Regions from separate parts of the Homo sapiens genome. Here region 1 is linked to region 2. A link is an interaction called in ENCODE POLR2A ChIA-PET data of the cell type or tissue named here. Cell type or tissue: MCF 10A. All regions are shown on one strand. Region 1 overlaps BIRC6 (baculoviral IAP repeat containing 6). Region 2 overlaps BIRC6 (baculoviral IAP repeat containing 6).

Region 1 (4,000 bases), 180 kb after region 2:
CCAGTTACTACTATAAAAATGAAAAAAATTGTTTATTGGCATAAGTTTTGTAATGTCACACACCCGCATCTGTAGCTGTTGATGACAATTCCAAGATAGTCTTCAAGCTATGCATAAATCAGCAAACAGGCCCTTTTGAGGATTGGAAGGATAGTGACTTCACTTGCCTGGTTGTAAGCTGTAACACTGATTAAACATGCATTTGGTGCTTGCTGAGTAAAGGAGCTGCAAGCTGCACTTGGAGACATGGTGTTGCATAACAGCGTGTTGTGCCTCTGTTCTTTGTCAGGCAGGCGCACATTGAATCCTGTAATAACAATGAAGTATGTGTAAAGGAGCTAAATTTGAAGACATCTAAGGGTTTTCTGATGAAGCTCTTCATGGCAAAAATAGAATGAAAGAATTCAAGATTGAAGTAGTTTTTATGTTGTTTTGTGCTTTAACAGGCAGGTTTTTATTAAGGGTTTATTATCTTTATCCATTCTTGTTGCTTGCTGACCACCGGTACACATTAATTTACAATAAAAGCACATGTCTTAAAAGGAGAGCATAAATCAGCTCTACATTAGTTTTCCAAGTTCTCCTCTTGGTTGGGGGGGTCTTCAAAATCTTTAAAAAAAAAAAAAAAATAAGGCCGGCACAGTGGCTCACACCTGTAATCCCAGCACTTTGGGAGGCCAAGGCCGGTGGATCACCTGAGTTCAAGGGTTTGCCTGGCCAACATGGTGAAACCCTGTCTCTACTGAAAATACAAAAAAATTAGCCAGGTGTAGTGGCGGGTGCCTGTTATCCCAGCTGCTTGGAAGGCTGAGGCAGGAGAATTGCCTGAACCCGGGAGGCGGAGGTTGCAGTGAGCCGAGATCACGCCACTGCACTCCAGCCTGGGCAACAGGGTGAGACTTCATCTCAAAAAAATAATGACAACAATAATAATAAATCCGATATAAATAACACATGTCAGGTTCCAGACATAGGCATAGATTGTCATATGCATTAATATAGAATTTGACTTAAAGAAAAGCATACTTACGTAACTAATGGTTGTCAAGAAAAATACAGAAATACAAAAAACTTGATATTTTTAGTTTAAAATGAAGAAATTTGATATCTTGAGATATTTTTTAAAGTACAGTAATGAAATTTAAAGTTCTTTTTAAAATTTTAAAGATTTTTGTAAAATAAACACACAATTTTATCTCTCACATTTTTTGGACTATTCCCAGTCTCGTGTGCCAGTGCTTATTATTACCTTGTTTTGCTAGCTTTTGCCTTCATACTCCTTGATATGAAGAGAATATCTTCTTCTATTTCCATAATGTAAGATTCCCAGTTGGCCTCTCCTAATGCTAACTCAATAGAGTAAAATATATACCAGTTAAATAAGAGGGAATAGCATGTTTCATTTATTTCAGAGGAGCTGTGTTGTTTTCTCTATGCCCTTTTGTTTACATGTGAATATAATGTAACTATATATTTTTTCTTTTTTCTTCTTCAGTCATAGTCTTCTCTGCCACCCGGGCTGGAGTGCAGTGGTGTGCTCATAGGGCACTGCAGCCTTCAATTCTTAGGCTCAAACATCCTCCTGATTAGCTGGGACTACAGGCACCTGCCACCATGCCCAGCTAAGTTTTAAAATTTTTTGTAGAAATAGGTTCTCATTATGTTGCCCAGGCTAGTTTCAAAACTCCTGGCCTTAAGCAATCCTCTTGTCTCAGCCTCCTGAGTCACTGGGATTGCATACATAAGCCACTGTGCCCGACTTTTTTTTTTTTATGCAACATCTCGTGCTTTATAAATTGACCTGCAAGTAGGCCGGGGGCGGTGGCTCACACCTGTAATCCCAGCACTTTGGGAGGCCGAGGCGGGTGGATCACGAGGTCAGGAGGTCGAGACCAGCCTGGCCAACATAGTGAAACCCCATCTCTACTAAAAATACAAAAATTAGCCGGGCGTGGTGGCACGTGCCTGTAGTCCCAGCTACTTGGGAGGCTGAGGCTGGAGAGTAACTTGTACCCGGGAGACAGAGGTTGCAGTGAGCCGAGACCATGCCATTGCACTGCAGCCTGGGTGACGGAGTGAGACTACATCTCAAAAAAAAAAAAATTGACCTCCAAGTAACATACTTTTTTTTTTTTTTCTTTTTTCTTTTTTTGAGATGGAGTCTAGCTCTGTTGCCCAGGCTGGAGGACAGTGGCACGATCTTGGCTCACTGCAACCTCCACTTCCCAAGCTCAAGTGATTCTCCTGCCTCAGCGACCTGAGTAGCTGGGTCTACAGGCGTGTCAGCACGCCTGGTTAATTTTTGTATTTTTAGTAGAGGCTGGGTTTCACCATGTTAACCAGGCAGGTCTGCAACTTCTGACCTCAAATGATCTGCCCACCTCGGCCTCCCAAATATCTGGGATTACAGGCATGAGCCACTGTGCCCGCTCATGAGTGATATACTTTCTAATTAGTATTCATTAATTATGAAATTTGAAATCGTTCGATTTCATTTTATTTTGATTTTTTTTTAGTTGTAAATTATATTCAAGGTTTTTTTTGAACCTAAAGTTTTTTTTAAAGTTTCTGGGATTATCTTTTATGTTTATATGAAGAAATAATGCTTTAATCATGTATATATATATATATATTTATTTATTTATTTCTAGATTTTGCTGGGGGCAGTGCTCACGCCTATAATCCCAGCGCTTTGGGAGGCTGAGGCGGGCGGATCACGAGGTCAGGAGTTCGAGACCAGCCTGGCCAACATGGTGAAACCCCGTCTTTACTAAAAATACAAAAACTAGCCAGGCGTGGTGGTGGGCCCCTGTAATCGCAGCTACTCGGGAGGCTGAGGCAGGAGAATTGGTTGAACCCGGGAGGTGAAGGTTGCAGTGAGCCGAGATCATGCCATTGCACTCCAGCCTGAGTGACAGAGTGAGACTCCAACTTAAAAAAAAATAAAATTATTATTATTTCTAGATTTTAACAATTGGAATTATCAGTTATATTTGTGCTTGCAAATTTGTGGGATCTCTTTTTCCCCTTCTCTTCCTTATTGAACTTTAGCATGCTAGACTGTCTTCATTATTCATGTATGGAGAAGAAGATTCTCATTTTGTGGTTTTGGTTGTTCTTAATACCTTCATAATAATTTAATTTTTAAAACATAAACATATCTTGTATTACTTGTATTCTTTTATAATTTTATCTAAATTGCTGTTGAGTATTTTTAGGTTCACAGAAAATTGAGCAGATAGTACAGAGTTCCCATATATGCAGTTCCTACTCACAGTTTACTTATTCATATTTTGCATTAGTGTAGTACATATAATTGATGAACTAATAGTGGTATGTTATTTTTAACTAAATTTATAGTTGAAATTCGAGTTCGCTCTTTATGTTCTACAGTTGTGTGGGTTTTGACAAATGCGCAATTTTATGTATTCCACCATGACAGGATCACACAGAAGAGTTTACTGCCCTAAGAAATTCTATTAATCCTGCATCCCTTCCTAATCCCCAGACCTCTGGTAACCACTGTTCTTTGTACTGTCTCCATAGTTGTGCCTTTTTCAGAATGTCATATAGTTGTAATCATAAGATCTAGCCTTTTAGATTGGCTTCTTTCATTTAATAATATACATTTAAGTTTTGTCCATGTGTTTTCATGGCTTGGTGGCTGCTTCCTTTTTTATCGCTGAAAAATATTCCATTGTATGAACATGTAAGTGTTTATTCATTCACCTTTTGAAGAACATCTTGATTGCTTCCTTTTTTTGGCATTTATGAATAGATCTGCTATAAACATTCACATACAGATTTTTATTCCCAGTTTTGTTTCACTGATCTATTTGTTTATTCTTTCGTGAGTACCACATTGTCTTAATTGTCGCAGCATTATAGTCAGGTGGTCAAGTCATATAGTGTCAGTCCTCTGACTTTGTTCTTCAATGTTGTGCTGGCTATGCTACGTATTTTGCCTTTCCATAGAAACTTAATCATTTGATTGATAGCC
Region 2 (4,000 bases):
GCCTGGCCAACATGGCGAAACCCCATCTCTATTAAAAATACTAAAATTAGCCAGGCGTGGTGGCAGGCGCCTGTAATCCCAGCTACTTGGAGGCTGAGACATGAGAATCACTTGAACCCAGGAGGCGGAGTTAGCTGAGATTGCAGAGATTGCGCCACTGCACTACAGCCTGGGGGAAAGAGTGAGACTCTGTTGCCCAAAAAAAAAGAAAAAAGTTGAAACTTTGAAACTTCTTAATCGAAGCTTAACTTCAGTTTGTGGGAACTATTTTGCTTATTGTGTTTTCTGATGCTTCCTTAAATCTTTCTTAGTGCCTGATGGACCTGGATTGGTCAAGAGGCTGATGAAAGAAGCTTCCTTGTTAGGTTGTGAGCTTGGATGCTTGGATAAGAATGGACTATGTCTTTGGAAATTGAGCCATTTTGTGCTTTCTCTGAAATTTTTTGGCATACTGGGATGTATATGAGAGACAGTGCTTTCAATTAAATCCTTGGGTATATTTTTATTAATTTCCTCCAGATTTTTCTTTTAAGGCCTTTTCTAAGTTATACTGCATATCAAACTTCCCTGTTATTGAAGGATATAAGGTAGAAGGTAAAAGCCATTTTCCTATAAGTAACTTGGGCATTTGCAAAGATTTTTCTCAAGTGCAGTTGTAACTATACTAAAATATACTAATATTGTGTTATGATATACCTTGCTTTTTTTCTTTTATTTTTTCTTTTGAGACAGAGTTTTGCTCTTGTTTCCCAGGCTGCAGCGCAATGGCACAATCTCGGCTCACTGCAACCTCTGCCTCCCGGGTTCAAGTGATTCTCCTGCCTCAGTCTCCTGAGTAGCTGGGATTACAGGCGTGCGCCACCACGCCTGGCAAATTTTGTATTTTTTAGTAGAGACAGGGTTTCGCCATGTTGGTCAGGCAGGTGGCGAACTCCCGACCTCAGGTGATCTGCCTGCCTTGGCCTCCTAGAGTGCTGGGATTACAGGTGTGAACCACTGCACCTGGCTCTTTTTTTTTTTTTTTTTTGGTTCGAGACAGAGTCTCACTCTGTAACCTAGGCTGGAGTGCAGTGGTGTGATCTTATCTCACTGCAACCTCCGCCTCGTGGATTCAAGCTATTCTCCTGCCTCAGCCTCCCGAGTAGCTGGGATTATAGGCACACGCCACCATGCCTGGCTAATTTTTGTATTTTTAGTAGAAATTGGGTTTCACTATGTTGGCCAGGCTTGTCTTGAGCTCTTAACCTCGTGATTCACCCATCTCGGCCTCCCAAAGTGTTGGGATTACAGGTGTGAGCCACCGTGCCTGGCCACCTTGCTTTTTTTCACTCAAGAATTTGTCTTGGATATCTTCTCATATCCTCAGAGATCATCTATGTTCTTCTTAGTAGTTGCATTGAATTTTTTTTTGTAGATTTGTCATGATTGTATTATACCTTACTCTATTGATGGGGCATTTTATTTAGGAAAACAGAAACTGTCCTATGAGTTTCAACAGAGATAATTTATTGTAAGAAATTAACTGGTGTTTGAAAACTGAAAAAGTGAAAAGGAGATCCTGAGATAACAGAGATAACTATAGGAAGCAGTTTTCACCTAGGTCTGGAGGAACAAAGAGTAGAGATTAGGGGTTATCAGAACCTAGAAACTTAGAGAATAGGCCCCGTGGATCTGGGACTAGGAAGTGCTACCCAGTTGGTAACTCAGGAGCTTGGACGAGGGCGTTGCAAAACTGGGACTCAGATCTCTGAAGAGAGATGCTACTTGACTGATGGTAGTACCTCTGAGGGAACTCTATGAAACTGGATCTCGGAATGCTAAAACAACCAAACCAAAACAAAATGCTGAAGACTGGAAGAATCAACTACTGCATCATGTCCTTTGCTGAAACAGTGCTGATGGCAATGGCCAGTAAATAAGAAGGAGCAAGTCTTTCTTCATCTTTCTTTCCAGTTTCCTTCCTGTGCTGTTGCTGGGAGAACCTAAAAGCCAGGAAACTGGTTGAAAAGAGGAAATACAGTATGCAGAGTCCTAGCCCCAACCTGATAGAGCAGAGAATTAAAGGGTAGATTTGGAGCTCAGAGACAACAGTTTAATTAACTGCACAGTCTACCCCTTTGGCTACTCAGCATCTCCATTCACACTTTATATATTTGAACTTTCATATAACAAAACTATTATGCTTTTTAAAAAATTTATTTTTATTTTTGGAGATGGGGTCTTGTGCTGTTGCCCAGGCTGGAGTGCAGTGGTGCGATCTTGGCTCACTGCAACGTCCGTCTCCTGGGTTCAAGCAGTTCTCCTGCCTCAGCCTCCTGAGTAGCTGGGATTACAGATGTGCACCACCATGCCTGGCTACTTTTTGCATTTTTAATAGACATGGGGTTTCACTATGTTGGTCAGGCTGGTCTCGAACTCCTGACCTCATGATCCACCCACCTTGGCCTCCCAAAATGCTGGGGTTACAGGTGTGAGCCACCGCACGTGGCCTGGTCCTCAGTTTATTTAATTTTTTAATTTAATTTTTTTTTCTTAGACGGAGTCTGTCTCTGTCACCCAGGCTGGAGTGCAGTGGTGTGATCTCGGCTCACTGCAAGTTCCACCTCCTGGGTTCAGGTGGTTCTCCTGCCTCAGCCTCCCGAGTAGCTGCGATTACAGGCGCGTGCCACCACGCCTGGCTAACTTTTGTATTTTTAGTAGAGACGGTTTCACCATGTTGGTCAGGCTGGTCTTGAACTCCTGACCGTGTGATCTGCCCACCTTGGCCTCCCAAAGTGGTGGGATTCCAGGCGTGAGCCTAGTCCTCAGTTTATAATGGTCAAGAGGATATATTGGTCAAGAGGATGTATAATAGTCAAGAAGATATCTAATTTCTTTTTTTTGTATTACCTGTTCCTTATTAGCTCTGTCATCATTCAGCATCTCAACTGGTCAGGATTCTTTACGTACATGAACGACCCATCTTCATTCTTGAAGAATCTGAATCCTCACTGGTGCTGTGTCTTTATTTTATTTTATTTTTTGAGATGGAGTCTCACTTTGTCACCCAGGCTGGAGTGCAGTGATCTCAGCTCACTGCAACCTCCGCCTTCTGGGTTCAAGTCATTCTCCTGCCTCAGTCTCCCCAGTAGCTGGGACTATAGGCACGGGCCACCACACCTGGCTAATTTTTTGTATTTTAGTAGAGACGGGGTTTCACTGTGTTGGCCAGGCTGGTCTTGAACTCCTGACCTCAGGTGATCCAACCGTCTTGGCCTCCCAAAGTGCTGGGATTACAGGTTTGAGCCACCAAGCCCAGCTGGTGCTGTATTTTAAGTTGTAATTGTTACTTCATCTTTACTATTGGACTTGGAAGTACTAAGGGGCATCCTAGAGAATCTCTTGGGTTCTGCATAAGTTCTCCTTGCCCCTGTTACTTAGCATCAATCCAGGTTTCCGCTTGTCAGTTCCAGTCATACAAACTAGTAGAACTTCTTTGACTATTTATTCAGTGGCAAGAGGACCTCAAAGTTGCTGGGTAGCAATCTCAACACCCACTTCAATGGAAGTGTTGTTGTACCCCTGCTGGAACATTCCTCCCTTGGGAGTAAGACCTGTAGAGCTGAAAGCTTTAAAAAAAATCTGTGAATGAGTTTATTAAATATAATAGTGGGCATGCCCAGAGAAACTGTATCATACATTTTTGGTTGATTCAAAGCATATGCTTCATCTTGTAAGGTAGAACTCCATAACCTTTCAGCATGTCTCTTTCGGTTAGCGTTGAAAATGAGTCTTTAGTAGGCCATTGAGCTTTTCTGCCAGGCCAGCTTCATCAGGATGATACACAGTAAGACCAGTGGAAAAAAGATTTTTTTTTTTTTTTGCTTTGAAATACTTTTCTTGATCAGAAGCAAAGTTTTCTACAATACCATGACATTCTGTCAGTCCACAGGCAATGGACTATATAATATTACGGCAGAAAACTATGGACAGAACAGGTAAATGCATACCTAGAATATAT

Evidence for each region. ChIA-PET counts read pairs that join two places held together with the same protein. Peaks named below come from ENCODE experiments on the same cell type or tissue, not always from the same donor. Only the 100,000 strongest peaks of a DNase experiment are listed, where the experiment ranks them.
Region 1: POLR2A ChIA-PET joins it to region 2 with 5 read pairs; 2 of 35 experiments call an interaction of 5 or more read pairs at or near these places.

What each region holds. Positions count from the first base shown.
Region 1 is chr2:32,559,108-32,563,107 of GRCh38, forward strand. All of the region lies in intron 65 of BIRC6 (baculoviral IAP repeat containing 6), which reads left to right. The region is part of intron 1 of BIRC6-AS2 (BIRC6 antisense RNA 2); the gene reads right to left. Among named protein-coding and RNA genes, the nearest start is that of BIRC6-AS2, 14 kb to the right of the region's middle. In MCF 10A, no CTCF peak of the experiment used is centred here; a DNase peak (open chromatin) is centred at 1,724.
Region 2 is chr2:32,380,532-32,384,531 of GRCh38, forward strand. All of the region lies in intron 3 of BIRC6 (baculoviral IAP repeat containing 6), which reads left to right. Among named protein-coding and RNA genes, the nearest start is that of BIRC6, 26 kb to the left of the region's middle. In MCF 10A, no CTCF peak of the experiment used is centred here; no DNase peak of the experiment used is centred here.